Linked DNA regions of Mus musculus: region 1 is linked to region 2. Evidence: chromatin loops called from intact Hi-C (ENCODE). Cell type or tissue: heart. All regions are shown on one strand. Each heading gives the region's core, and the rest is flanking DNA. Links, peaks and the distances in the headings are about the cores only. Region 1 has its middle 71 kb from the start of Gm34799. Region 2 has its middle 66 kb from the start of Gm34972.

The links. A loop is a pair of places that touch in the nucleus more often than their neighbours do. Peaks named below come from ENCODE experiments on the same cell type or tissue, not always from the same donor. Only the 100,000 strongest peaks of a DNase experiment are listed, where the experiment ranks them.
Region 1: it touches region 2 in a loop (1.9-fold over the local background); 3 of 42 quality-filtered maps call a loop at or near these places.

The regions. Positions count from the first base shown.
Region 1 is chr17:9,970,057-9,985,481 of GRCm38, reverse strand. No RefSeq gene overlaps it. Among named protein-coding and RNA genes, the nearest start is that of Gm34799, 71 kb to the right of the region's middle. In heart, for the core only: no CTCF peak of the experiment used is centred there; no DNase peak of the experiment used is centred there; H3K4me3 peaks cover 921 bases; H3K27ac peaks cover 4,774 bases.
Region 2 is chr17:10,072,343-10,087,767 of GRCm38, reverse strand. No RefSeq gene overlaps it. Among named protein-coding and RNA genes, the nearest start is that of Gm34972, 66 kb to the left of the region's middle. In heart, for the core only: no CTCF peak of the experiment used is centred there; a DNase peak (open chromatin) is centred at 7,687.

The DNA.
Region 1 (15,425 bases), core at 4,192-12,191, 100 kb after region 2:
TCACAGGCACACTTTTTTGATCTTGCAATGTGACTATTTCATACAGATCGACTTAATAGGTTTTACTAATGATATTTACTAATACTGTGTATTCATTAGTTTTTTTTTATTGTCAACTGGACATATCTGGGAAGAGGGAACCTTGATTGAGGCCCAGACAGATGGGCCTTTGGCCATGTCTGTGGGGGATTGTCCTGATTGATTAATTTAGAAAGACCAGACCCAATGTGGGTGGAACCATCTCTAAGCAGTTGAGTCTGAGCTGTATAAGAAAGGTAGCTGAGCTAGACAGACAGCCGGTGGGTGAGTGAGTCACTGATCGAGTAGCACTCATCTGTGCTTCCAGGTCACTTGGAATGATACATTTCCAGGCTGCTTGAGTACCTCCCCTTACCTCCCTCAGCGAAGGGCTATGGCCTGGAAGTGTAACATGACTTGGAAGTGTAAGTCAAATAACCCTTTCCTCTCCTCAGTTAGTTTTGGTCATGTTGTATACCTGCTGAGCCATCTTTGCTGGCCTGAGTCTAACCTTCTTGGAGAACTGGCTGTGTCTCCTCTGAATGGACAAAGTGTGTGGGCTCAGCCCTCCACAGCCTCCTCTGGCCCACCATCCATGGCAGCTCTCTGAGCTCTGGTGGCCCACTGGGAAACAGTGTGGTTCTTCACATTGTAGGTAGCATTGATATTTCAGATGCCACTTCTGGTGTCTGTGACATGTAGTGATGTGGTATCATTAGGGAGAGACTGCTCTCGGGTCATTCTAAACAGCAAATTGGGTTAGAGGTATTCACTGTGAGTGCTGCATGCCGGGAAATCCCATAGCCTCATCTAGAAACATCTTGACTATTGCATGGTGGCGACAGCTTGCATGGCTTTTCAATAACTTAGAGATACGCTCATCAGGGGCTTGATTCCGTCTGTAAAATTTAGAACTCTGAATGATGGTGGCTGGTTCTGGTTAATAGCACACCACAATTCCAGAGTGCCTTTAGTCCTTCAGCCGTTGTATTGGCGAGAACTTGTATTGGCGAGGGGACAAACTGCTTCCATGCCTCCTCAGCTGCCATTTAGAAGCTGTCTTTGTTTTTGGCTCACAGACATTTCTTGAATTTGCCAGGCCAGCATCAGCAGGCCCAACCTCCCATGACCAGTCCTACCACTGCTCTAACCCACTCTCTTGTCTCCTTCTTCCATTTGGAGGGCTCTATATTCACATTAATGGTCCTGAGTCATTAAGATCAATTTTTCTACGTCAAAGCTAACTGATTACCAACCTTAACTCTTCTGTGCCCTTAACTTCACCATGTCGGGAAGCCTTTCACGTGCTCTTGGAATTTGGACACTTGATGTGATGTCTTTTGGGGGGAGATTTACTATCTTTGCTGTGAGTCGTTGTTATTAAAATGTTAAATCCCTTTATATCCAGATTTATTTCTTTTCATATTCTACTTTCCCTTTTAGAGAGATTTCTTAATATAGAAATCTTTTGAAGCGGACTTTCTGATGCCTAATCCTGCTTTTACTCCGGAGTAACTATTTTAGGCATATTGGACCAGAATAGAGATGATGTTGTATTATTTACCAGTAGCTATTAAGAGATGATAATAACGCATATTATCATTTATCTTTTTTCCTCCACAGAGGCTCCAACATCACTAGAAAATATACCATGGTAGATAGCCAAGACAAACCATCAGGGAAGGAGCGAACAGTCAGTAGGGAGGTTGCTATTGCCACAAATCAAACCCGAAAAGATTCTTCATTAACACTCTACTCTATGAAGACTATTCCTAATGGGGGGGGGGGGAAGAAATTTTAAATTAAATGCCAAATAGCATTGTCAGAGAGCTTGCTGCATGGAAGCACACAGTGTACTCTTGGCATCTGTATTCATGTCATAGTTGATATCGTCAGATAATTAAAGGGGTATTCCGAGTGAGCCTTCCCAAGCCCACTGATAGAACGGGCCCTGGGGGTCATGGGTCATGACTTTGAGGTTGTCTGTGTTGGCCCTCTTTCTCTCTCCAGCTTTTCACATCTCTCAAAAGGGACCCCTGCCAAACTCCATGCAGATGAATGGTTTTGTTCATAGGAGGAAGGACAGTCTCCTAGCACTGAGTGTCTCAGGCCATGGTCTAGCTAGACTCTCCTGCTCCCTGACTCCTTTCTCCCGCATAGCATCTTCTTCATGCAGGTGTCAGCTGATGGTCCCCAGGGAGTTGATTTAGCCTGGCTTAGCTGGGAGGCCTGAAGGACAAGGACTTGGAGACATAAGGAGAGATTCCATTTAGCCAGCAGCACAATGTGTGTCCAGGCACAATGGCTTTTTCCACGGGCGGATTCTGCTGGTCTGTGGCTTTGCCGTGTGAGAGGAGAAAGGCCGGCAGAGCTGCAGAAAGAGAAAGGCGGGCCAGCAGTAGCAATCGATGCTCCCCTTTGTGCCGCCTGACATTTGAGGGGCTTGTTATTGGGATTGAAGCTGCTTTATCTAAATGTATCTCCTTGGCTGCCAGGCAAGGCTGATAGGTAGGATGTGTGATGGCCCTGGGAGATAGGGTTCCAGCTGCTGTCACATGGGAGAGACAGCCTGTCTCACCCCCTCCCTTACCCCCACACCTTGTTTCAGGGCCTGGCAGGGACAGAGCAGCTGGGAAGGTATGTGGCTCCTTTCTCTCTCAGAGGTGGTTTTCTTGTTCTTGTGGGCTGAGGGAAACTGCCACATAGAAAACCCAGTGCTCACTGACTCCCAAAATAATGAGACCCAAGCAGAGGCAACCCAGGTCTACCAAGGAGCAAGCAAGGGGACAGAAGAGCCCCGGGTATTTGCATTAGGATTGGTGCCCACCCCAGTGTCTGCTAGCTCCCACACAACTCAGAGCTTCTCTCTACTCCCCAGACCCTGGCTAGACCCTTCTGTGAAAGGTGAGGCTAATTGATTTGATGGAGCCTCTGAGTTTTCTCTCCGAGTCTGACCTTTCTTTAAACATAACATGCAATCCCATCTACCTAGTGCAGTGGTTCTCAACCTGTGGGTCACGACCCCCTTGTGGGTGGTCATATATATCAGGTATCCTGCATATCAGGTATTTACATTACTGTCAATAACAGTAGTAAAATTACAGTTATAAAGTAGTAACAAAGATAATTTTATGGTTGGGGGGGGGGTCACCACAACATGAAGGACTGTATTAAATGGTTGAAGCATTAGGAAGTGTCTTAGTTAGGATTTCACAGTTGTGAACAGACACCATGACCAAGTCAACTCTTATAAGAACAGCAGCTAATTGGGGCTGGCTTTCAGGCTCAGAGATTCAGTCCATTATCATCAAGGCAGGAGTGTAGCAGCATCCAGGCACACAGGATGCAGGAAGAGCTGAGAGTTCTACATTTTCATCTGGAGGCTGCTAGGAGAAGACTGACTTCCAGGTAGCTAGTGATGCACCTACTCCAATAAGGCCACACTTTCTACTAGTGCCACTCCCTGGGCCGAGGATATACAAACCACCACAAGGAGCTTGGAACCTCACAGATGCTCAACACTTTGTTTTCCACCAAATACACTGAGTCTGGTGACTAAATCTGTCACAGGAGCAAGGATGTGTCCAAGGGAGAGCTGGACAGACATTAGGTGGGGCAGTAAAGCAAAGAAGAGATCACCCACAACTCTCTGTCAAGGTGACTCAAAACCCACCAAAACCCCCCAAATAACAACTTTGATGAGGCTATTAAGAAACTTGATCCTTTGTGCATTGTTGATGGAATGCAAAATGGTATGGCCATTGTGGGAAAACTGTGGAGTTCCAGACTGTTGAAAATAAAATCACTGGGCTGTGGATATAAGGACCCAAGTTTGATCTCTGAGCCCACATCAACAAACAAACAAACAAAACAAAAAAAAAAACAAAACAAAACAAAAAAAAAAACAGGCATGAAGCTTATAATCTGCTGAGAAGGCAGGTCCTGGGGCTCCCTGTCCAGCCAGCCCTGCCCACTCAGCAGCCCCGCCCACTTGGCAAGGTCCTGGGTGGTTAAGGTACCTGATTCTCTTTCTTACCTACTTATCTGACAAAATGGATCTTACAGGTGGAAGGGTTCATTTGGCTCCAGGTTTGAGGAGCTGTGTTTCATCACAGTGTAGAGTCATGACGGCAGGTACTTTCTGACAAGTCCACAGTCAGAAAGCTGAAGACGAAGTGGGGCCTGGGCATTAAACCTCAAGTCCATCTTCAGAGATCTACCCCTGGGCCAAGACCCAGCCTCCTAAAGGCTTTACAACGTTCCAAACTAGGAGTGACCAAATGTGCGAGCCTGTGGAGGACACTTCGCATTGAAACCACAACAGGCTGACTACTCCTTTCCCAAAATGCTGAAGACCAGAACGTTTTAGATTTTTACATTTTTTTTTTATATTTGGAAAAATTTGAACATTTATTATATAGTATCTTGGGGATGGAGCCCAAGTCTAAGAAATTCATTTTTGTTTTATATCTTTTGTTTCATATTGTATATATGTGTACCTTATCTCTGTAGCCTGAAAGTAATTTTCATTATTTTTAATAACTTGGGGCATGAGACAGGATTTCATGCTATGGATTTTTTTTTTTTTTTTTTTTTTTTTACTTCTGCCACCAAAAGTTCGCTAGTTTGGAGCATTCTGGAATTTTGGATTCTAGATGTTCATCCTGCACTAGGATTCTCTGAGGCAGGTGCCTATCTGCTTATCAATTGGCTATGTTAGAGGCATTCTTTCCACATGCCATGAATGAACTCAGTGACAGAACTATGTCCCGGCCTAATCATAGATGTTCCGCCTTTTCTAGACCCAGCGTTCATATACCTCTTTCCTGCATCTCAAATATGTTTGCTGGACTGGGATATCAGTCACTTGAGTATTTGCTTAGAGTGTATGAAATTCCAGTTACATTTCCCAGCATGGCAAAAATCAGACCTGCTGGTGCCTGCCTGTGGTTACACACTTGGAAGGTAGAGGCAGGGGGACCAGATGTTCACGGTCATCCTTAGTTACATGGAGAGTTCCAGGCCAGACTGAGATGCATAAGACTCTATGTAGACAGACAGACAGACAGACAGACAGATACATGATTGATAGATAGATACATGATAGATGATAGATAGATGGTAGATAAATGGTAGATAGATGATAGATAGATAGATAGATGGTAGATAGATGATAGATTGTGGGTAGATGGTAAATGGATGGACAATAGATAGATAGATAGATAGATAGATAGATAGATAGATAGATAGATAATAGATAGATGATAGATGAGTCTTTTATCACCTGTCTATAAATTCTTACATGGCTTAGACTGTCACAAGAGTGAATGGGAAGAACCAGGAGCTAACCTGTGCTACAGAAACACTCTGCCTGGCGTGTGTCAGGTGAATGACAAGGCTGTTAACGAATGTGAGTCTCCTGGACATTAGCCCCAATTAGAGTCAATCCCGCTTCTCTTTCAGAGACACGATGAGGGACCTGCTCAGCGAGTGAAGTCGCTTGCTGAGTGAGTGTGACAACCTGGGTTCAATCCCTGGGGCTTGCAAGAGAGAAGCAGCTCTGGACAACTGTCCTCTGACCTCCTCCACATTGCCACATGTCTCCCCCACCAGTAACTAAATTAAAATGTAAGAATTGCCCATGCTGGCTAAATGTTGTGGGCATTCACACTGGCTCCCATGTGCTGTGACAGTGGGTCCCTCCAGATGGACCTTACAGAGAGACATCAAGTGTGGCTTTTTGTATAATGTCGGTTTTTGCTGAGATGTTTCAGAGACACGTGACTTAACAAATGGTAATAAGTTCCTGCCATCCACAGAGCGATGTTCAGCACCTCACTTCTCTTTAGCTGCAGAGAATTCCTGGCCAAATATGATAATTACTTAGTTCTGTGCTTTTAGCTCTGGGTAATTGTCTCTCACTAGAAGCTGAAGGGGCCCCTGCATTCATAGCTTCATCCCATGGCATTTGGGGTGGCTATAGAAAGAAAAGCAACTTCAGTGTAATTATGAGACAATAAATAAATAAACAATAAATAAAGCCAGATCTTGTCATGTGATTTCATTTATTAGGTTGATGTTTCTTTCTGGAGACGCTATAAGTAGAATCAGGTGCCGGGCTGTTACTGAAATGAGAAAATAACACCCCATGATCAATATTGGCAACAGGATCCTGAATGCAGGCAATAAATAAAGAAATAAAGACGGAGCCCTTTAAAGTACAGGTGACATTTTAGAGGGTGCTGCTGCACTTTGCTCTCTGGTAATTTGCTTTTTGTTTTTGTTTTTGTTTTTATTTTTGTTTTTGTTTTTGGTGGTGGCTGTGAGGTCTGATTTACCTCAGGGCTACTGTCTGTGCTGTTCTGTTATTGCTAATGTTATGCCGGGACGAGCAGAGCGTGAAAGGCCATCTTTGTTCTCAGGGACGCAATGATTTCTGTGTCCTTAAAGTGGAAGGAAACCAGCCGCCATTCCTGTTCTGTTTTCGAAGTGTTCAAATGATAAAATAAGCAATGCTGTGTGTTTTGTAGAGATGAAGGCCGGGCTGTGCTGCTGTCGCTCCTGTCCTCTGGTGGGGGTTGGCTCTCTGTAGAGACTTCACTTCCTCCCCGGTTTTGCTCCATTCGAGTCCTTTGTTGGGTGCCTATGACTGGAGTCCCTTTCTTCCCTGTTATCCTTCTCGGGCACACTGGGACACCCTGGTGAACCATGTGTCACTTCTGTTATGGTTTCCATGTCAGCAAAACAAGGCACCTTTGAAGGTCTGCACCCCAAGAGCCTATGTTAGTGGAACCCTTTGCAGTTTTTGAAGTGTGTGCTGTGCCTTATTCTGGTACCCCAGCTCCTGCTGCTGAATAGGCGGAGCTTGTAGCATCTCCATTTCTTCCTCCCCTCTCAAACGAAGCCTCACTATAGTATCATGGATATTTGGGTGTTTATCTCAAATCCTTTCCGAATGCCATAGCATCATTCATTGGGACAACCTTAATGAGGTGGCAATTAGTCATTCATTGGGACCTATTTAATGGGTGGGAAGAGGTGAAGAGAGAGGGGGAAAGAAATGTCAGACTCTGGGAGAGTCAGGAAGGCGGGGATACCTCAGGGATCCCTGAGAGAGCTTTTTGTCAACAAAATGGATCAGCCTTGCAAGCAGTAAAACTTTCAAATGACCTTCATGTCAAAATATTAGGCTGCTTTTTTTTTCTGCTGGATAGCAGTTTAATAAACATAAAAGGCACACATATCATTCAGAGTGGGGCAAAGTTTGCATCAAAAGTGTAGCTCTCCCCTTTTAAGGAAAGACTAATGTTTCTCCATGTGGTGGAGGAAATGACACTCCGCGTCAGGCTTGTGCGGCTGGAGAATAGGTATTTACGACGACTACAGGAGCTTTCTAGCCCTTTCTTCTAGCAAACACTAACCTGTGAATGTGGCCGAATCAGCAGCTGTAAGAGTGAGAGGTCCGGATCTTACATTCGGTACCGGCTGCTTTCCCGAAATTTGCAAGCAATTGGGGGCATTGATAAGAAATGCACAGGCAGAGGTGGAGGGTCTGTGAAGTTAACTTAGTGGGTAATGGGGGAAGGAGTCCTCAAAACTAAGGGCTCATGCATTTTTTTTCTTTGCTGAAATAATTTCTTCTCGAGGTTAAACTTCAGGGAGGAAGACAGGACAGATGTTTGAATTTAAATTGTCTAAAAGGCAGGAAATGTAAATAAATACGTCCCAAAGAATTCCTAGCTTCTCTTCTCTCTGAGTTTTCTTATCAGGGGAACACTGGCTCAGTGGCTAAGAACTGATAAAGCCAGGATCAGGTGTTGGCAGAAATGCAAAGTGGAAGAGCCAGTCTGGGGAACAGAGACAGAGCACTGACAAGTGAGAGACAGAAACCCAGAAGCAGATAACACAGGCCCCTGTAACTGCTCATTGGCTTCCACTGGTGCGGTGGTCACCAGGCAATAAAGATAGTGTACATTAAGAGTGTTTTGTCAAAACAAAAGCATGAGATGGACATCAAGTTTGGCAGTTGCTGCCATAATCAAAAGGTGACACTGCTTTGGCTTCATGGACAGAAGTCAGAATAAGCCTGCTTTGTGCTGTCTTTTTTTTTTTTTTTTCTCTTCTGGATCAAGATAAATTCTTCCCTGTGCCTGGGATTTCAACAAGCCCTGTGTACTGATATGTAAGGCTGACCCTCAGCCTCATAGCCTTCCTCTGCAGCCTGAAGCATCTCGTGATGACACATGTGTGTGACTGGGTTGGGTTTGCTCCTGCTGTCTACAAGTTCCTGAGTGATACTACTCCATTGGTCCCATGACCGAGTGCGCATGTTTGTGGCCATTTTAAGAATTTGTTTCACAATGCCAGGTGCTTAGATACTGTTTGGGTTCTGGCTTCTGGATGGGTGTGGCTAGGAGCTGGTGGAAGGTGGTCAGCTGACTGTTCACAATATCACAACATGAGCCTACGAGAGCATCAATTCTTCAGGATGACCTTGAGGGTTTCATTGGGTGTGTGTGGGGAGGATGCATGCTCAAGGCTGAGGGACAGAGGACAACATTGGTTATCATTCCCCAGGCATACTTTGAGATAGGGTCCCACTGGCCTGGACCTTACCAGCGGGGAGTTGGCAGGCCATCGATACCCAGGTGTCTACCTCCACCTCTTCAGCACTGAGATGACAAGCATGTGCCACATTGCCTAACTTTATTTTCAATGGCTTCTAGGAACCGAACCCAGGTCCTCGTACTTTTATACTAGCACCTTGTTATCTGAACCATTTCGCCTGCCCAGTCTTGCTTTTTAAAGGATGTAATACAATCAGATTTTATCTACTGTCTATTTATAGATTTTAAACAAGGAAGGTCTGTTTCTTTGATCTCCGTGCTAAGGCTCTTTAAAATAGAAAACAACTCAGGACCCAGTGTTAGAAACAAACAAAGAGGCGCTTCTCCCTAGCTCGGTTGGCATTTAAGTTGGGCTTGGTAGGGTGGGGAAACATTACAGAACTTAGTCCAAGACTGGGAGTCTCCCTGGGAAGATGTGACCCTCAAAAAGAACCATAAAGATCTTTGACTTTGGGGGGTACTTAACAACTTGGGAGTAGTCCAGCTTGTAACGGTATCTGTGGCTAGAATTCTTACTAGAACACCCATTTCCCACCGAGCAACCACACTTTTAGCTGCCAACATGCTGTACATCCGGGGGCCAGAGCAACCGAGTGTCTCTCGCAGCTATGGGGATCTATTTTTAGCGCCCAAGTAGTCTCGTCAGCTCTGGACTCTTTGGAGCGGTGTTCAGGCTAGCTCACAGAGAGAACTCCATGGGGCTCTGTGCGCCTGTGTGTAATGGAGTGTCTTTCCCAGACGCCATCCCAGTATCACCAACGGCATCCTGGGCATGACCTTCCGAAAAGCTCACTCACTGCCCCGTGACTCAACTCCTTCCCTGATGAGCAAAGACGTTTTAATAAAGTGAAGTCACCCCCTGTAATTACACGTTCAGCACAACTCTTTTCAAGTTTAGCCAAGCATCCTAGAAGGATCTCTGCTTAAAAACAGTGGACTTGCCCACAGCATGTGATTTTTCATTGGCTCCGTGTGATAAAACTGGGCGAGTCAACTGTTAGCATCCCTGAAAAACAACACGCATGTGTGTTTTGAGGTAGGAGAGGAAAGCTTTCTCTAAGGCACTAAGAGATCAGCTTTAATTACCCTGTATTTTGCCGTATTTACTTGCAGAGCTGAGAGCTGTCTGTACATTTGGCTATTTAGGTCATCCTGTGTCCCAAAAAGGGATTAGAGTCTAGACCTAAGAAACTCCAGGAAGCTGGGAGAGTTTTAAACAAATTCAAGAGAAGATGTAACCCTTTAAAAGAATGCATTTTTTCTACTGTGCCTCTTTATACAAAGTGATCTCTAGTCTGGGTGAGCCAGCGACACCTGTCCTGTCTGATCATTGACAGCCCCATGTCAGGGACTGTCCTGGTTGGTCACCTTGAACTGTCCTTGATCATTGTTGTGATTACTGAACACAGGGCTTTACTGACTCCCTCATCAGAGGCTGAGGCCAACATGGTCCTTGAAATGAGCAGCAATGTGTTGACTTGACCCATCCCTGTCTGGTTGAGATGGTGGTAAATCTAGGTCTATTGCCAGGAGCAACAGGTGGGATAAACTGTCTGGACCTGGGACTGGGGAGGAGAGTTGGCTAGTGGGGACCATTGTTAAAAGTTGGTAAATTGGGCTATTCCTGGTTCATTAATAGGTTGTCAATATATGTTCTAGTCTTGTCAGCAATCAATGCCCAGAATTTACTTAATGTTATATAAAATTACAGAAGCTTTACTCCACAGAAAATAAAGTCCAAGTAAAACTTGGCATATGAACATATGCTTAGGGAATATTCACCCTTGGCCATACTTGATACAGCTGTCAACATTTTTGTTTTAATGAGGTCGGAGTTTGGTTCCAAGGAAATTCCTCTCTGTGAGTCCTGGGATGGTTTGTGGTGATGTCTCTGTATCCAGTTATCCCCAGATCCTAAGTTGGGTAGGCTTGAGTTCAAATCCATTACAGGTACCTGTAGGGCTCTAAGGAAATGACTTGGGCACTCTCTCCATGAGTGCTTCAGGTTTCTCATATATTGAGTAAAGTCGTGTAAGGCTGTTTCAGAAAACTTCTGGGGACAGCAAGGGGCTGCAGCAGTGGAGAAAGGCGATGAATGGGATTCTCTCAGCCTTGTTTCCATTCAATTTTTTCTTGTTCACTTTACTTTCTTTTCACTGTTTCTTACCATAAGCTCACGGCGGTAGCAGGCCTCGATGGTCTTCCTGTCATGACTCTGCCTGTCAAGTTCAGACTTCAAGCTCCCCTGTCCTTTAAAGGTCCCATCGGTGGAAAACAAACCCCCCGAGTTCCAAGTGAGGAATGTCTGAGTTCAGTCCTTGAGCCCCAGATAGGATGTGTCCTTCACACATGGCAAGAACAAACTGCCCAGTAGTGCACAGTGGTGAGAAACAGACATGGGCTGGAGGACTGGTCAATGGGACTCTGTGTGCGTCAGGCAGTTTCAGCCACCAGTGGCGGGTGAGCATCCCTCCAACAGGATGCACTGACTCAGCCCCCAGTGAGGGCTGAGCATCTTTCCCAGAGGATCCACTGAAAATGAGAAGAGGGTGATTCGCCAGCAGAGAAGTGTCCTGTTTGTCTCCTGTTATGGATCTCACATTTTCAGGAAGAACATGATTTAAAATCTTTTAGATGGCCAGGAGGTCTCAGCTAAGGGCAGGCTGAAAAAAAGAACTTTAAACTCCATATAGAAAACCCAAGGGTTACTCAGGTAACCAGTACTGGTTATTTCCATCACCTCCCAAGAGCCTACCCTGTGATGCTGGTTTCCTCGGGGCCGGTGGTGACTGGTCTTGCTCGCCTCCTTTCTTGTTTTCCTTATTTCTAGTCTCCAATAAGTGTGCTTGTACTTAATGGTTAAGCCGTATTCCATCTATTTTTTAAAGCAGGGTCTTAGGTAGCAAAGTCTGGCCTTGAACTCTCTGTGCACCCAAGGATGGCCTTGACCTTCTGGTCCTTGTGCCTTACCTATGCAATAATGGAATTATACTCATGTTCCTCCACCCTCAGTCTATGCAGTGTTGGGGATTGAACCCAGGCTTTGTGTGTATAAAGCAAGCCTAGACTCCATTTCCTCAGATGTTTAATAACAAATAATTGTCTACTGTAAAAGCCTAGCTTTTTTTTTTTTTTTAAGGAGCTCCAATGCCACTGTGATGCTGATGAGGAATTCCTGGATGTTGGGATGCTGAGAATCTCCGAGTGGAGGAGTCCCCAATTTTTCACATGTGGACAAGAACCAGTCACAGTAACAGAAAAAGTTAATGCAAAGGCTCTTGGTTGTACCTGTGATGATTTGTATATGCTCAGCCCAGGGAGTGGTACTATTTGGAGGTGTGGCCTTGTTTGAGTAGGTGTGGCCTTGTTGGAGTAGGTGTGTCACTGTAAGTGTAGGCTTAAGACCCTTACCCTAGCTGTCTGGAAGTCAGTGGTCTATGAGCAGCCTTCAGATGAAGATTTTGAACTCTTAGCTCTTCCTACACCATGCCTGCCTGGATACTGCCATGTTCCCATTCTGACAATAATGGACTGAACCTCTGAACCTGTAAGCCAGCCCCAACTAAATGTTGTCCTTATAAGCATTGCCTTGGTCATGGTGTCTGTTCACAGCATTAAAACCCTAACTAAGACAATGAGTATGCATGTGTGTGCACATGTGTTTGTGTGTATATAAATGCATGTTTGTGCATGTGTGTACACGTGTGTGTACCTGTGTGAATGTACATGTATGTGTGCACATGTGTATGTGTGTATGCATAAATATGCATTTGTATGTGCATATATTGTATGTGCATGTGTGAGTGTGTGTAAGTGTGCATTCAGTGTGTGTATGTTCGTGTGTGTGTGTGTGTGTGTGTGTGTGTGTGTGTGTGTGTTTGTGCGCGCGCGTGCGTGCTTAGTGTTTCCACCGTATCTTTTGGGGTATGCCTTATCCTTCTGCTCCCTGGTCTTGATAGCACATCATGTGGACTATTTGATGGATCTTCTGCAAAAGGAACTAAGTCATTGGGAGTGAGAAGCGTTGTCAGTCCCTGCCCTTCCATAGCACTGACGTCAAGAAGTTGCCGTGGTCCACATCTCCTCATCGTTCCCCATCACTGTTCTGTTCCCTCTCAAGCTGTCTGTGCAAACAAGGGAAGTGAAGTGAAGTTTGGTGACCTTCCTCAGGCTGGAGCTGGTCTCACAGAGTCCTGAGGGGAATGCTTTGTGATGCAGTTTGGTGCTAGGCCCTTTTCTGCTTTGGGACTTGCACATAAGTGCTCTGCTTTTCTGCAGGGCACAAAAAGGGGCACATTTGCTTTCTGAGTTCATTAGCTTTCCCATTGCTGTGACAGAACTTCAGCAAGGGCAACTCCAGGAAGCATTTCTTGTGCTCCACAGTTTGAGGGCATAATCCAAAGAAGCGTGTCTGAGGAAACGCTAAGTATTTAGCAAGTACAGTGAACGCTCATCAAATTCTCCAGCGAGCAGATGAAAGATACCAGGAGAAAAGGCTCCTTCTGCTGAAGCCCCTGTTTTGTGAGGGCTCATCTCCTGGTTGTTTCCAGCTAAAAAGTAAAAGAAAGATCAGGAAGAAAGGAAGAGAGGGTATTAGAACAAGAGAAAGGTGATGGGAATGGATCAGAGAAGACGCAAAAGGAGGAAGCGAGGAGGAAGTCATGGGAAAAGGAAGGAGGAAAGGGTGGGAGGAAGGATGGAAGAAGGACTCCATACAGCTGCCTTGGCTACCAGGAGCATGGCTGCCACTGGAGACCTGGCTGTCCTGGGCTCACTCATCAGGCATGTCAAGGAATTAATTATTTCCTACTCTGACACATACTCTTGTATGCCCCCTGGGCTCCTCCACCCAGATCTCCTTGACAGGGAAGACTGACTGACTGCAGGTGATGGGCTTGAGGACACAGTGTCAAAAGTTAATTAGCCAAGGCAAGGGCGGGTAGCGGCAGGTGGGGGGTGAAGAGGGAAAACTTCTTCACTGCTTCTTTGGGGTTGGTTGCTCCCTTGGGTCTTTCCTGAAGCTATGGGATGCCCAGTGCAGAGGCAAAGGCACCCAGGGGGAGCCAAACTGGGTGGGAGGTTGGCCTGGGAATTCACAGGTCTTCCTGTGGTTGGGTCTCCATTGGGTGGGCCCATTGTGATCTGAGCCTGGTGGCCATAGCCCCAGGGGAAACTTGGCAAGTGTGACTTGGAAAACGGAACACAGGGATAGATCCATGTTGATCTGTGTGGCTTTGAGGAACTTCCCCAGAAGAAGGGGGTGGGGAGTGCACTCTAGAGTAAAGGGACTTGGGTTGCAAGACAAACTTGTTTTGTTTGTTTGTTTGTTTTTAACCTGTCCTACGGCTTTCACAGCTGGCATGTTTTACACCTGAGGTAAACTGGTTGGTGCTCCAAAGGCCTTCCTGTCCATCCATGTGGGTTATGACACAACAGTCTCTCTGCTGACAGCATATCATGTTTATAGAAACTCCAAGGGAGGCACTGGGCACGGCTGACTGGATCCTGGGGAATTAAGTTGCCATTTCAACCAACCTGAGACTCCCCCCACCCTGAACTTCTAGGCAACTTCTATAGTTCTGTTCCCCAAGTGCACAGAAGCTAGCAACCAAACAAATAGAACCGGAATCTACAATGTTGCTTGAAGGGTTTAAAGTCGAGGAGGAAAAGGTAGTATGAAGAAAAGATGGCCTTTGTAGGGTTGAAAAGGAAGCCGTGTAGATTAAAGGGTTGTGAAGGCATTTGTCTTCCAGGAAGAGAATACCCCATTTGCATCCCACATAAAGATGGTATTCAAAGATGGAGGGACATGGTCACTGGCCAGAGACAGAGTCTGGGCAAATTGTTGGGACACAGCAAAATAAACCTGGTACCTAGAAGAGTAAAATCCTAATGGTTTGGGAAAAAAAAAAAGTCCTCAGATGAATAATAAAAAAACGTTTGGCCACTTGGTCACTAAGAAAAGCAGCTCAGTGCTCAGGAAATCACACCAACAGTACCGGGTCACAAATGAACCACATAAAGTATTAATGTGTCATGTGAGAAGAAGAAAACACAGAGGAGACAGTGCGAGCCTATAAATAAAACCACATCAAGAATGAACCCGTGCCATCTGGTCAGTAACGTCCAGTGCACAACAAGAAAACTCATTTGTAAGTTAACAACATTTTAAATTTCACTGCTTTCTTCTCTGTTATGAGCTATGTCAAGGTGTGAACGGAGCTCTGGCTAAGCATTGATTTCCATGTCCGTGCTGAATACAAATACATTTGAAAAAGAATTCAAGGCAGCATGTGTATTGAATTTTTAAATGGGGCCTGACAGACGTCACCTCCTCCAGGAAAACAGTGCGTTCTTCAGGGGGATTGGCTTAGTTTAACTGGATGTCAGGCTCTGGGCTGGACTGGAGTGGACTCATTGTGCTCAGCTGTGATTCCGGGCTCTGAAGAACATATATTTTTGTCTTTATTGTTATTAGGAATAAAAACACTGTGATTATAGCTCCCATAAAGAGTTGCATTTATGGGGCTGAAATTATGTTCACATGCGGTTGAAGGGAAGAGGTTCCAACCATGAGGCTTCCCTTCCATACTTTACAGAGACCAGGAGCTTGCTTGAAGAATTGAGGGCATTTTCCTTGTCAAACTTTGTCATGTTTATCTGGGGGCTGTTGTCTGCTCCTGTGGCTCTGTAAGTCTCCACAATTCCCTGTCTTCCATTTGGACGATAACAAAAGGCCCATGGCTGAGTTCAGTTGCCGTGGGGTTAGGACCAGAGTTG
Region 2 (15,425 bases), core at 3,101-11,100:
CAGGAGCTCCAAGAGGAGACTTCTACAGGCTTTGTCAACAAACCCGTGAGGCCTCTGAGCTCCCAGGCAGCTGAGCAGCAGATGGAGGGTGTGCTCCTACACAGGTTGGCCTCCAGCTCTAGATTCACGTGTGAAATGTCAGCGCTGTGAGCCTCTGTCCTTCTTCACCCTCCTGAGACTTCCTGTCAGCGTGTGTGACTCCTGTTCCTACCTTTCCCCAGGCCACCTTCTGGACCTCTTCCATGTCTTCTCATGAGCAGCTGAGGAGTGCTAAGAATCTGCTGTGGCATGGAGGTCGGAAATGGCTGGTGCCAGCCTTGTCTTTTAAGCCTTAGCCTGCAGATAGGCTGCTCTGAGAGTCTCTCTCTGGGCTGCATGACTGAAGAAATTTCCTGTCATACAGAGACTATCTGGGAGTGTTGACAGAAAAGCAAAGATAAGGTGTTTCCTTGCCTGGTTTGAGTGAGTGTTCTCACCATCCATGTGTGTCCCACTGAAGGGCCTCCTTTCATGACTTAATTTATTTTTATTATTATGTTCAAGTATTTGCTTATTATGTATCATCAACCTGGGCAAATATAAAAGAGAAAGGTTCGTGTGCATCTAATTCTTATATAATACCATCACAAACAAATTGTCAAATGTAATACAGAGAAACCTCTGAAAACAAATAAAACTCATGCTGGCATTACTGGTGAGTTGATACTTGATGGAGGGAAGGCCCAAAGAAGTTCCTTTGCATGGCTAGTTGTTATCGTGACAGATGAATTCTTTTATTAGTGGACTATAAGTATAGAATTATTATCACCCTTTTAAAAAAAGCATCCCCCAAGATCTTTCTTTGGATGTTGACTACTACCCTCAGACGTGATGAAGAGCCACTCATTGGTGTGCACCAAGACTAAATTCAAATAGCACATCTGCCCCAGAAACAAACATGGCCACTGATGCTGAGTTTAACACATACCAGTGAGATGAACCATGCTCTTCACTTTCCTCCCCTTTAAACAACTGCACAGTGTTTGTTTATCCGCTACTTACAAATGAAGAATGTGGTTCTGTTATTTATCCACTAGTCCCTAAGATGATAATAATAATAAGAGTACAGATTCATGGGCCTGGATCCAAGATGTAGGGTGATTTTATGGGACATTAGGAAAGAAACACTGTTGCCAATTAAAATGTGAAACACCACCAATTATAAAACATGAAAGAAAGCACGCTAGAATCAAGTCTACAGAGTAACCTTGGCAAATATTTGTGGAGCTAGCGTTTTTCAAGTGTTTATGTACAGTAATTCATTTAATCCTTGCTGCACCAGTGAGGAAATGGATCAGCCAGAGGAGGCTAGATTTTCTACAGTGACAAACACCACCCAAATCTCCATGGCTTAACTCAACAAATGTTTATTTCTTGTGCATGTTAAGTCATTTGTGGGTCTGGGCAATGGTCCAGGCCTGTGCAAACGAAGGCTATGCTTTCCAGGCTGTTTCTATCTCATATCTCCTTCAAATAATTTCTGCTTCCCTGATTACCTTCCTGGGAAAAAGGAGTCTGCAGAATTCTGTACCAGTTCTTAAATATTTCTCTCTCAAGGTAATGCAAGCCCTATCTATTTGATATTTGATTGGCCAAAGCATTTCCAACGGCCACACCCACCTTCAAAAGGCCTGTACCTGGAAACAGCAGACCGGAAGTCTTGCTCTGAGATCTTTGAAGTCGATTCTACTTGCTGCACTATTGGGGAAATAGAGTTGCAGGGTGAACAGCTTACAAATTCCCACAGCCAATTCAATGGGCAGGAGCATAGCTACAGGAGCTATACACTTGGGCTGAGAGACACCGTCTCCTGCTTCCCACTGAAAGGTAAGAAAGCCCTCACTGGATTTCATGCTGTCAAACAACATCTACCAAAAATTCCAAGAAACAAAGCTTCTCACATTTAGTATACTAAATTATTATGGGGAATTATCAGTTCAGAATAGAAATTTGAGGCTGAGTGTGATAGTGCATGCCTTTAGTACTAACATTCAGAAGGAAGAAGGAGGATAAGAAGGAGGAGGAGAGGGAAAGGGACAGGGAGGAGGAGGAGGAGAGGGAGAGGGAGAGGGAGAGGGAGAGGGAGAGGGAGAGGGAGAGGGAGAGGGAGAGGGAGGAGCAAAGGGAGAGGGAGAGGGAGAGGGGGAGGGGGAGGAGAAGAGGAAGAGGGAGAGGGAGGAGGAGGAGGAGAAGAGGGAGAGGGGGAGGAGAAGGAGGAGGAGAAGAGGGGGAAACAGCAGCAGCAGGAGAGGGGAGGGAGAGGGAGGAGGAGGAGAAGAGGGAGAGGGAGAGAGAGGAGGAGGAGGAGGAGGTGGAGGAGGAGGAGGAGGAGGAGGTGGTGGCGGTGGTAAATAGCTGAAGTTTGAAGCCAGCCTGGTCTATGTAGAGAAAACAAGAATTTTACTTTGAAAGTATTGAGTAAGAGAAGGTTCCGATAGAGGCCATCGGTTTTTGTCATCCATCTCAATCATCTGGCCTCAATAATATTCTTTTTTCTAATTTTGAATTTGTTTTGTCTTGTTCTGAGACAGAGTCTCTCTACATAGGCCTGAGGATCCTGGAACTCTGTAGACCAGGCTGACCTTGCACTCCCAGACATCCATCTGGCTCTGCCAACAGAGTGTTAGGATTAAAGGCAAGTGCTATGGTGATGGTTTGTATAAGCCTGGTTAGGGAGTAGCACTATTAGAAAGTGTGGCCATATTGGAGGAGATATGTCACTGTGGGTGTGGGCTTTAAGATCCTCATCCTAGCTGCCTGGAAGCCAGTATTCTACTAGCAGCCTTCAGATGAAGATGTAGAATTCTCAGCTCCTCCTGCACCATGCCTGCCTGGATGCTGCCATGTTTCCACCTTGATGATAATGGACTGAACCTGTGAACCTGTAAGCCGGTCCCAATTAAATGTTGTCCTTATAAGAGTTGCCTTGGTCATGGTGTCTGTTCACAGCAGTAAAACCCTTACTAATGCTGCCACCTTGCCTGCTATATTCTATCATTTCTTATGGTTTTCTAATTAAGACTCAAAGTTGAAAAATATTCTTGGAACCAACATTTGTATCCCTAAGATGGATTGCTGCACTTCAGTTTGGAGTACATGGCTTAGGAAGTTTTAAATAGAGGCATTGAGAGCCTCAGAACTCTATCCAGGCAGGCAGCCCACCCACTGGATCTCTCCATTTTTCAAACATTTTTATTAATTAATTACTAGTTTCTGAAAAATTCACAGAAGACTGAAGGCAGGGGACTGTCAAAAATGCTGAGAAACAAAGATATTTCTTGTTTGCTTCATACTTCCAACCGCAGCTCAGTGAGTGGTCCTCAGGTTTGGTCTAGACTGCTTTAGAACATCTGAGACCTCTTACTCAAAACCCAGCTAAACAACTTACTGTAGTTCTTTTTTGGCTGTAAGCCTTTTGATACAAAATTTCTGCTCCATCACCCAGTCTCTTATTTAAGAGTTTTAATAAGGGATACTTATAGAATGGGAGGGTAATTAAAAGAAGATGTGAGATTCCTATCTTCCAGAAAGCCCCTGAGCATTAGGGACAGCAAAAGGTGGGAATAACTGCTGGAGAGATAGTGCCTGTCCCAGGGCAGTGCTAAACCACTGGTGATTCTCCTGTGTCATCTTAAAGATCAGTAAGTTCTTGCCTTGGGCATGCCAATGTCTTGCTTTCTATCCTTAAAGTCACATCTATCATGCCACAAACCCAAGGTGTTGCCTTGCAGTCAATCAAAACATGGTCCGATGACTTGGGGATATTTCCCGACTGGAGAGAATGCTCCCACATACTTTCCATGATCAGGGGTTCAAGCCTAATGGGTGAGGTTAAACCTCTGGGAAAAGAGAGGCCCAGAGGATGGTATCCCTCTGGGGCAGAAGGACCTGATTGTAAAGATGGTGACATTGTGACCCCTATCCTATGGCTATATTACTAAGAGAAGTTCAGCTCCATTCCTACAAGTAAGTTGGGCAGAGAGCCAGAGTGGTTGCTCTAATGCCTTTGAGTGCCTACAGTGCACTCATTTAAATTCCTCTGCTCTTCTAAATTCCCATGGGTAGGTTGTACTATCAAGGGAGCTAAGTCATAAAAACGGTACATGAATTGTCCCAGAGCAAACAGACATCTAGGGTCACCCTTCAAAAGTCCAACAGTTTGTATTGACAATTTTCACATTGTAGTTTTCAATAAAAGTGTGCTGATGCCTTATATATGTATATACACACATGTATGCATATGAACACATACAACCCACTTGTTCCTTTGTTAGTCATTCATCCTATAAAGTTCTAGGTAGGGATATGGATATGCTGGGAAACACCTTATGAAGACTGAATTCTGTGACGGATTGGCAATCATGACTATGATCAACATGACTGGGCTGACTCCATGGTCTGCTGTTATAGGCTGGCCTGGAAGATTAGGTACAAGGATGAGACTCACTGGCCAATGAGGGGCACATCTGTTGTCCAATGAGAGTTCTGCAGATTGTAGGTATAGGCAGAGGGAGGAGGAGTGGTCCTTACAGGATATAGCCTGTACACTGAGAGGAGGGGAATGTGGCAGAAGGTGACCAACATAGAGGGCAGAGCAGAGGCGCATATGACAGACTCCCAGGGTGTTCTCTACTGCCCTGACAGAGGGTGTTACTGAAGTACCGCTGTGCTGATCAGAATGGATGCCAAACAGGGATGCAGTGTTATCCCTCCAGCTTCTCAACAATTAGAAGGGGCCTGGGGCTTTATTCTTGGTCTTTTTCAGTCCAACAAAATCTGTTTAGGTGAGTTTCACCTGCTCTTTCTTCAACAGGTGCATGGACAGGTAGGGAGAGCCATGTCCTAGTTCTGGAGACACTGTACACTTTGCAGCGAGATGAAGAAGAAGCTGTGTACACCCAGTGGCTGTAGGGTTACTGGGGCTGGCCTGGGTTCTGCATAGAGGATCTGGCCTTTGCCTGGAAGCCTTTCTATGAGATGAATGGCTGATCAGGAGGACCCGTAAGAGGGGCTCTAAGTCTCTAGTGGTGTGCTGTTACTCATTCATTGTAAGTGAGACTCACATTCATGCCTGACTTCCTACTTATCATTTTGTGACTGTTTTCTTCAGGAGCCTTGTTAAGTTTTGTAAGATTCAAATTTAGTCATGTCCACATGTCAACCATTTTCTGGGGACAGGGTAAGTTCTATCCTTGTGCTTATGCGGTTTTCCCTGGTCTTATTTCCACATCCTCTTACAGTTGCTACTTCTGAAAGGGGGTGGAGTCACATGTGGTGAATCTTGGCAGCAGGTATGGGAGAGCAGAGGCAGTGGCATCCCGGGGTTGGGGGCAGGTGTGCTGTTGGAACTGAGCTCCAGGAGAACAGCGATCGTGCAGAATTTATGGAGGAGGCATACATAGGCACTCTTCTTTCCCTATTCTGATGCATGGAATCTTGTGCCCCATGCCACATAAATTCACAATAAAGCAAAGCATGGGAGCTCTCAGAAGTGCACATGGATCAGGTGAGCCCCTCTGCTGAAGTAGGGGCTCTGGGATCGGTCTGTCACACGCAGCGATACACACCGTTGCCATGACAAAGAGCTTCTTAGGTGGCAATGTCTGACCCCTCTGCCTTTGTGGCTTCTGCATCTTGTAGCATCTGGCAGGACCACTGTCAATAAAGACCTTATCAATAGTGAGGCGTCAATAGCCACCCATGAGTTTAACTGCAGGGACAAATATTTGTGAATACTGGCCGGCCACGTTCCCATGATCCCCGCCTCGGTCCCGTGAGACAGCTGGGGCTCTTCTCATTTGCAGATGGAGAAACTGAAGCACAGCGTGGTTCAGTGACTTGCCAGGCTGTGTGTAACTAGATCAATTCATTTATTCAACACATTTTAAACTTTATGAGGAAGGAGCTGCCGTGCTGGAAAGAGTTCGAGTCAAGCCTGATTAATTGATGGGCAGTAAACACAGGGCTTGCTTGGGCCTGGGTGCTTCTGCCGTTGAGCTGAACAAGGCCAGCCAAGGGACAGGCTAGGATCAATCTGAATTGGAACGCTGTGAGAATTTGGAATGCAGAACTAAAGTATGTGTGCATATCTGTGTATGTGCCTGCCTGTGTGCATACATATATGCATGTATCTGTACACACGAGCCTGTATATATGTGTATACTTAAATTCTTCTATGTATGCTAATATGCATACATGTTTATGTATATACATGAGTTCCTGTATATGTGTATACATATGTATTTACATGCATGTATGTGTGTATATATGTGTCCAGAGGTGCACACGTGTGAGTGATTGTGTGCTTAGACATATGTGTGAATGAATGACTATGAAGATACATGTGTGCTTGTGTATATATGAGAATTTATGAGTATATGAGTTAGCATGCATGTGTCTTCATGTGTATGTGTGTGCCTACTTATGTTTATGTATATACATGTGTGCCTGTGTGTATGCGTGTGTATGTATGCATGGATATGCTTCTTTCTCTGTATGTAAAGAGGCACATGAGTGTGGGGTGGGTATGTGGGAGCCGGGTGGGGATTCACAAGGTCATCTAACCACATCCTCTCACTGGTGAGTACCCTACAAGAACCCACAGCTTCCCGACTATCACTAAATCTCCTCAGACCTGCTCACTGGCTAGAATAAACAGAGCCCAGGAAGCACCATGACTGAGATGTTTGGCTTCTTCCTTTGACAGCCTGAACTTGAGAGACATGATGGGTAGCACTCTGGCTAGTTGAGAGCAAAGCAGACCAAGGAAAACAATTACTGAGGGTGGGCATCAAGCCCTGGAACCTCCTGGAAGGCCAAGACCTGCTACAAATGCAGTGCATACAGAGCGGGTGGGGGGGGGTCCTCAAAATCAAGTGATAATTTGGAGAAATTGATGCCACTAAGACTATGCTCTGTGCCATCATGGCGCCTGTCAGCAGTACTCAGAGTTATCGCTCTGCACTTTGCTAAGCATATGGAGGGAGCAGATCTTGGCTGGGCTCCAGACATCCAAAAGTTAAATTAATGGGTCCTGCCATGAGGGCTACTAATTAATGGGAGTGAGGGAATGTCCAGCACTGCGTTGTTCCTTCTTCGTTTTTCTTAGAGGGGTTTTCTTCCCAGACCCAACCAAAATGGCGCTGTGTTCAACCTAGTTCTTCGTCCTTTCCCTCTGGGGGTGGGGGACGGGGTGGGGGTGGGGACTGGGGACTGGCCCTAGCTTGCATCTGGTTTGTGGTTCCGGCCCATTGGGCTCATTCGTTTATTCAGCTGACACAGAGGGTGGGTGGCAACAGTGTAATTGCAGGAAAATAGTTGGCATCTTCTCCTGGAGGGTGTTGTGAACCGGTGGATCTTCACTCTGGCAGCAGTGTTTTGAGCTTTGGCTCTGGACTACTTCTGCTCATGCTGCACGCTCAGTCCTGATGAGAAGTTGCAGGGTCTACGCGCAGGCAGCTCACAGGGGTCATTCCAGGCTTCGTGTCCTCTCCCTGTAGACTCCGGGGTCAGCACAGCTCACTATGACAGGAACACTTGAGTGCCCGTGGACTGGAGAGCAGGAGGCTGAGCAAGCTGATGACTTGCTAGTAGTTGTATTTTAATCCTTCCTTGGCTTGCTTCCATTTGGGCAAACAGATGAGGTAATGTGGTTGAGGGAGGACACTTGTACTAGATAGTCTCAGCCTCTGACCTTGCTGTTAGGTCACCCACAAATGGCTGAGGTGCCTATTAACATATCAAAGCTGATGGAGGCCAGCTGTTCCCAAAACACTCAGTACCTGTGGCTCCTCCCACCACTTCTCACCCAGACCACACCCTCAAGCCTCTCCTTCCAAGGGACAGGGCTTCCGCTGCCCTTCCCCATATAACTCAGCCATTGAGGCCATGTCCATCTCTTGGCACCAGGACCTTCTTATGGTCAGCGCTTCTCTGCCTCCCCGGCTCCTTTCGGGGTAGGTTAGTCTGCGGGCCACATCCAGCCTAGGCTCTTTGCTCTTCAGGCTTTCTGACTTCCATCTACAGCAAAATTTCCTCCACACTTAAGGAGGTGGTCATGTCCTCCTTTTGTTTCACTTTTTCATCCATCTGCCTCAGCTACTCCCTCCACACATTTGGAAGACCTATATCCATCCAAACATTAACAAAAGAAACTACCCTATTTTAACAGCTGACCGAGAGGAATGTAAATGGGCCTGCCTATAGGTTGTGCTTGGTAACTGTGCTGGCTTTGTAAAGGAGAGTGTTTCTGAGAAAGGTGGGCTATCTGGTGCCAAATATTTCAAGATATCAAATGTCTATGCTGAACGGGGGGGTGGGGGGGGGAAGGAAAGGACATGACAGCTACTCGGTATGTAGATAAAAGGGAGCAGGGAGCACAGAGATATCTGGGAGAGTCCAGAGAGGACATCACTCTGATCCATGTGAAGAGTGGAGGCAGGGGACAGGGACCAGATGTAGCAGCTGGAAAAGTTACAGGGTCAGGTGGGGGTGGGGTGCATAAGAGGGCGCAAGGTAGGGACTGAAGGATGCTGGGAGATCCTGGCGGCCAGCTCAGCTTTGATATGTTAAATAGGAATCTCACATTTGTCCCAGGGTTTGAGAGTTAACACTAGCACTGGAGGATATCTGGCCAAATCAGAGAGATTCCCGGCAGGACTCTGATCTTCCCAGAAGAATTTGCATACAAAGCAGACAGACACAGAGTGGCACGAAATGAGCTGGTGTAGACACAGCCAGCCCTGGTTATATAGCACACAGCTCTAGAGCAGAGGCTATCCTGTTTCAAAATGGTCTAATTTTCTATTACAAAGCTCTTTAGGTACACTTTGAAAATTAACTATGTGATAAGAAGTTAGTCATTTGATAAAATTTGGAGACATTTTTCTTTGAAAATAAACAACAACAAAAAACTAACAAACCATCTGGTTTCATCTATTCAGAACTTCACTTAAAGACCCCGCCTTCCATTCTCATTGTTAATGGCTGTTTATCTTCTTTGCCTTTGACCTATGCGGTTCTCCCCAGGGTGAGGGGCAGAACTTGAGTTTAGAAAACATATCCTTTGCTGTTACACAAAGAGATTTACATTTCAATACTTTGTGGAAAATGGAGACTGAATGGCTGCTGGTGAAAAAATTGTGTTGGACCCGAGACTTAAGAGAGGATTTTTTTTTTTTTTTGTAGAACATGATTTTAATATTTTCAACTGTTGTTATTCAATAAACAGAATAGTTAAAGATATACTTCATTGTTATGTCTCACTTTTCATTTCTGATTTTATTAACTTGGATACTGTCTCTGTGCCCTCTGGTTAGTCTGGTTAAGGGTTTATCTATCTTGTTGATTTTCTCAAAGAACCGCTCCTGGTTTTGTTGATTCTTTGTATAGTTCTTTTTGTTTCTATTTGGTTTAATTATTTCCTGCCCTCTACTCCTCTGGGGTATATTTGCTTCTTTTTGTTCTAGAGCTTTCAGGTGTGCTGTCAAGTTGCTAGTGTAAGCTCTCTTCAGTTTCTTTTGGGAGGCACTTAGAGCTATGAGTCTTTCTCCTAGCACTGCTTTCATTGTGTCCCATAAAGTTTGGTATGATATGTCTTCATTTTCATTAAATTCTAATAAACCTTTAATTTCTTTCTTTATTTCTTCCTTGACCAAGTTATCATTGAGTAGAGCATTGCTCAGCTTCCATGTGTATGTGTGCTTTCTGTTGTTTTTGTTGGTATTTAAGACCAGCCTTAGTCTGTGGTGATCTGATAGGGTGCATGGGATTATTTCAGTCTTCTTGTATTTGTTGAGGCCTGTTTTGTGACCAATTATAGGGTAAATTTTGGAGAAGGTACTGTGAGGTGCTGAGAAGAAGGTATATTCTTTTGTTTTAGGATGAAACGTTCTATAAATATCTGTTAGATCCATTTGGTTCATGACTTCTGTTAGCTGCACTGTGTCTCTTTAGTTTCTGTTTCCAGGATCTGTCCATTGATGAGAGTGGGGTCTCGAGGTATCCCACTATTATTGTGTGGGGTGTGATGTGTGCCTTGAGCATTAGTAAAGTTCTTTTATGAATGTGGGTGCCCTTGTATTTGGAGCATAGATGTTCAGAATTGAGAGTTCATCTTGGTAGATTTTTCTTTTGATCAGTATGGTGTCCTTCCTTATTTATTTATTTATTTATTTATTTTTGATAACTTTTGGTTGAGAGTTAATTTTATTTGATATTAGAATGGCTACTCCAGCTTGTTTCTTGGGACCATTGCTTGGACAATTGTTTTCTAACCTTTTACTCTGAAGGAGTATCTGCCTTTGTCACTGAGATGCGTTTCCTGTATGCAGCAAAATGCTGGGCTCTGTTTACATTTCCAGTTTGTTAGTTTATGTCTTTTTGGGGGGAATTGAGTCCACTGATGTTAAGAGATATTAAGGAAAAGTGATTGTTACTTCCTGTTATTTTTGTTGTTAGAGGTGGAATTATGTTTGTGTGGCTATCTTCTTTTGGGTTTGTTGAAAGATTATTTTCTTGCTTTTTCTAGGGTATAGTTTCCCTCCTAGTGTTGGTGTTTTTCATTATCCTTTTAGGGCTGTATTTATGGAAAGATGTTGTGTAAATTGATTTTGTCATGGAATATCTTGGTTTCTCCGGTCTACGGTAATTGAAAGTTTTGCTGGGTATAGTAGCCTGGGTTGGCATTTGTGTTCTCTTAGGGTCTGTATGATATCAGCCCAGATCTTCTAGCTTTCATAGTCTCTGGTGAGAAATCTGGTATAATTCTGATAGGTCTGCCTTTATATGTTTCTTGACCTTTTTCTCTTACTGCTTTTAATATTCTTTCTTTGTTTAGTGCATTTGTTGTTCTGATTATTATGTGATGGGAGGAAGTTCTTTCCTGGTCAAGGCTTCTTGTATGTATGTTCATAGGCATCTCTTTCTTTAGATTAGGGAAGTTTTATTCTCTAATTTTGTTGAAGATATTTACTGGCCCTTTAAGTTGAGAATATTCAGTCTCATCCATACCTATTATCCTTAGGTTTGGTCTTCTCATTGTGTCCTGGATTTCCTGGACATTTTGGGTTAGGAGCTTTTTGCTTTTGTATTTTCTTTGACTGTTGTGTCAATGTTTTCTATGGTATCTTCTGCCCCTGGCATTCTCTCTTCTATCTCTTGTATTCTGTTGGTGATGCTTGCATCTATGACTCCTGATCGCTTTCCTAGGTTTTCTAACTCTAGGGTTGTCTCCCTTTGTGATTTATTTATTGTTTGCATTTCCATTTTTAGATCTTAGATGGTTTTGTTCATTTCTTTTACCTGTTTGATTGTGTTTCCCTGTAATTTTTAAAGAGATTTTTGTGTTTTTCCTTTAAGGGCTTCTAGCTGTTTACCTGTGTTTTCCTGTATTTCTTTAAGGGAGTATGTATGTCCTTCTTCAAGTGCTCTATCACCATCATGAGAAGTGATTTTAGATCCAAATCTTGCTTTTCCAGTGTGATGGTGTATCCAGGACTTGCTACGGTGGAAGAATTGGGTTCTAATGATGCCAAGTAACCTTGGTTTCTGTTGCTTATGTTCTTATGCTTGCCTTCCACCATCTGATTATATCTAGTGCTACTTGCCCTGGCTATATCTGACTGGAGCCAGCTTTCTCTGTGATCCTGTGATTCTGGAATCCTGTGATCCTGAGATCCTGGGTGTGCCAGAATTCCTGGGAGTCAAGCTGTCTCTGGGATCCTGAGATCCTAGTTTGGCCAAGCTTCTGAGATCCTGGGATTCTGGGATCCTATGATCCTGGGTGTGTTAGAATGCTTGGGAATGAAGCTTCCTCTAGGTGTTGTAGGACTGGTTGTGGAGTTTGTGCCCAAGGTCCATATCAGCACAGAGCACTCATTAAACAGGGGAGAATCTTTTTTATTTGTCATGTGCTATCAGCTAATCTCATCCTGTTTATTTCTTACAACCCCCCCCCCCCCCAAGAGCCAATTTGCTGTGTTGATGGTGTGGATGGATGCAGCAAATTCCTTCAGTTGGAAGATAGTGGATGTCTTACTTCGCTGTGCAAAGTGGATTATTAGTCCTGAGTAAGTCCCCACGATAATGTAATAGTCACATAAAACCTGCCAACTGTTTCAACTTCCGTTTATCCAGAATTAGCATGCACCGAAGACTTTCAGAGTGCATTAAATTTAAAGGCAGAAGACCTCAGTGAACAGCCAGCTGGGTTTGGCTGCCAAGTACTTTTAGCAAAATTGCCTTTTTCCTGGGTCACCTTGCAACATTTTCTTTTTGATGATGGTCCACGTCCATTTCTTGTTTTGGAAGTGTGCCTCATTATGCAGAAAGATTCGAATTAGTGTAATGACCAAGAAAAAACACCAAGGAGCTCTGCATTTGTGCCCTTCAGTCCTCATTCCCTTTTCCCAGAGATGGAAGCCGGTACAGATACCACTGCACTTCCCTCTTCTCATTCAACAAGCAGGGCTTGCTTGCATCCCCAGCCTGTCTGCAGAGGCAGACCTACTGCATTGTAAAAACAGCTTCATGGGATATTACTGGGCATCTGAGTGGGCTTTAACCTATGCCTTAGATAGGTGGGGTGGCAGGGTTTCCAGTTTGCTAACAGGAGCAAGGCTGCAGTGAACATGCAGCTTGTGGTGAGGAGTTTTTAAGACAGATTTCTTGTGTGGAGAAATTGTTTTCTTTGTTCCACGAGCATGGTCTTTGTTGGAGGGGATGTCAGGGTGATGGGTGAGTGGTGGTTGGCAGTTCTGGCAGATGCTTTTCAGATTTCCCAGCTTCACGTTGGTCCCTTCCTATGGATTTCTATTTGTCTCCCACTCGATGCACAGTAGTTTGAAGAAGTGTCCACTATGAGACTGTCTTTGTGTGACTTAGGATGACTCTGAATGTGACTAGACACAGAATTGCAAACCTGATCTATCTCTCTCTCTCTATCTATCTATCTATCTATCTATCTATCTATCTATCTATCTACTTATTTAGCTGGAGTTCCTGGTTCTTCTGGGTGAGCTCTGCAGATGTGTCACAGAAATGGCCTGAGAATGACTGACGCTTCTCAGGCACCGCTGTCTGCAGTCACATCATGCAACACTTCTCACCATTCCCTTTCTTCTAAACCAGTGCTCTCCACTGGGGCAATTTTATCCTCAAGGGACATTTGACGATTTCTGGAGACAGTTTATATTGTCATCACATTAGCATGGGGAACTTTTCATCTGACATCTAGTTCAGAGGAACCAGAGATGCTGTAAGCATGAGCTATAGTCTGGCTTTTGATCCCCTCTAGAAATCCCAGTCATATGTTATCTTAGTTGGAGTTTCTATTGCTGTAAAGAGACACCATGACCACAGTAACTTTTTAAAAGGAAAACATTTAATTAGGGCTGACTAACAGTTCAGAGGTTTAGTCTATTTTCGTCAGGACAGAAAGCAAGGCAGACACAGTGCTGGAGAAGGGGCTGAGAGTTCTACATCTTGATCCAAAGGCAGTAGGAAGTGAAGGGAGACACACTGAGACCTCAAAGCCCAGCCCCTAGTGATACACTTCTCCAAACCAAGCCATACCTCCTAATAACACCTCTCCCTTTGAGCTTGTGGGGACCATTTTCTTTCCAAACACCACATATTTTAATAGAGTTTGGAGATGGGGCCCTTGAAGAAAGAGATTCTTATGATGATATTGTTGGCTTCATAAGACCAAGAGAAAGCTGACCTGGTTGGTCCACTTGCTGTGTCGCAGGTGTGAGATGCCATGACTATGGTGCTGCCATTGAGAAATCTTCTTTTACTCTTTTCCTTCCCAGAAATAGATGGAGCTCTGTCTTCAGGTCTGAGCTACTCTGCTGTGGGACACCAGGGATTCAAAGAAGTTTCCCAATGCATATTAGATTCAAGTTGAGTTTGAATGTGGGAACCAGACCATGTGTCATGACCATGTGTCATGCTTAGCAGCAAAACAGAAACAACTTTCACAAGAAAAAGTCAAGGTCTCTGGTCACCCCTGCCAGTGCCAACAGGGGCTCTTGAAGATAATTCCTGGCTAAGTATAGTGTGAGTACAGAGTCCTGATGGCCAGTGTCCTCTACAGATGGCCATCCATGATATGCAACACAAGTCACATCTATGATGCAGAACACAGTCTTTTTAAGTGAAATTCTGTATGCTATCTGCTTTCTTCCCAATGAGTGGTATCTCTCAGAACCTGTTTTAGTTGAAGCCACAGCTGCAGCCAGCTGTGATGAAAGGGCTCCAAGGAGGTGGGGAAGGAACAGGCAATGGCAAGACATGGCAAGGCTTAGCCTGTCCTTTTCCAGAAGTCCATTAATTTCTAGAGAAAGCAGAGCTAATCTTCTGGCTACCATTTTCATAGACCTTGGAGACCTCTGAGTGAAGAGCTGAGGGCCCAGGTAGCAGAATCAAAGATGTAGATGTGGTACTAGGAAGACTCTTAAAGGGCCTCTTCTCTTCTCCCAGCTTCCTGAATGAAGAACTGAGAACTTGGAGTATAGGAGATGATGTGAGCCTTTCTTTGCCTATGGGAACAAATGGATTTTTCCATTCTCCATGTATTCTTCTTTCCTTTGTCCTTTTTCTAATCAGAGGTGATTTTCTTATGAGGTCCTGGGGGAACCTGTGAGTGACTATTTATATCCCTCCTGAGGTGATTTTCCATTGATTACTTTATTAGAAGCCAGAACTCATCCCTTGGTGCCTATCTTACTCTGTTCAGGAATCCATGAAATAAGTTTCTTTGGGGCACAGTTTCTGAACTGTGAGTCATGGGGTTGTATAACTGAGTGTGGGGGATCACACACACAAAAAATGGCAACAGGTTTCTGAATTTACAACTATCAAAAATTCATTCAAAACCAGATTGGTAACCAGGCAGAAGTTTTCTGGCAGCCCTTGCTTGTGTTGTGTTGTGTTGTGTGTTATCACTGCAGCTTGGGTTTTGAACACACAACTACAATACATTTTGTACTGTGCGCAGTGTCAAACACACAACCCCAGCAAATGCTGCCTGAGGCCTCCCAGCTTGGGTTTGTGTGCTATGAACTGTGGTGTTCACTGTTCCTGACAGAGCTTTCCACTCTTAATTAAACAGAATGGCTTAGTTCCAAAGAACAGAAGTTGTCAGTTGTCACCGTCATCTAACTATGAAATTAGTGGATCTTTGGGTTGTAGTGTGTTGCAAAGTTTAGTTGTAACAATTGCCATTTGAATGGCTGGCTTGAGTTTCATAAAAATAAACAAGCAAACATTACATTTTGGCTTGGGATTAGAGCAGAATTCCCAACCATTCTGAAATAGCCCAAATCATACTTCTAATACTGTACTTTGTAGTTGTGAATTGGCAGCAAAACACTGATCATCTCTGA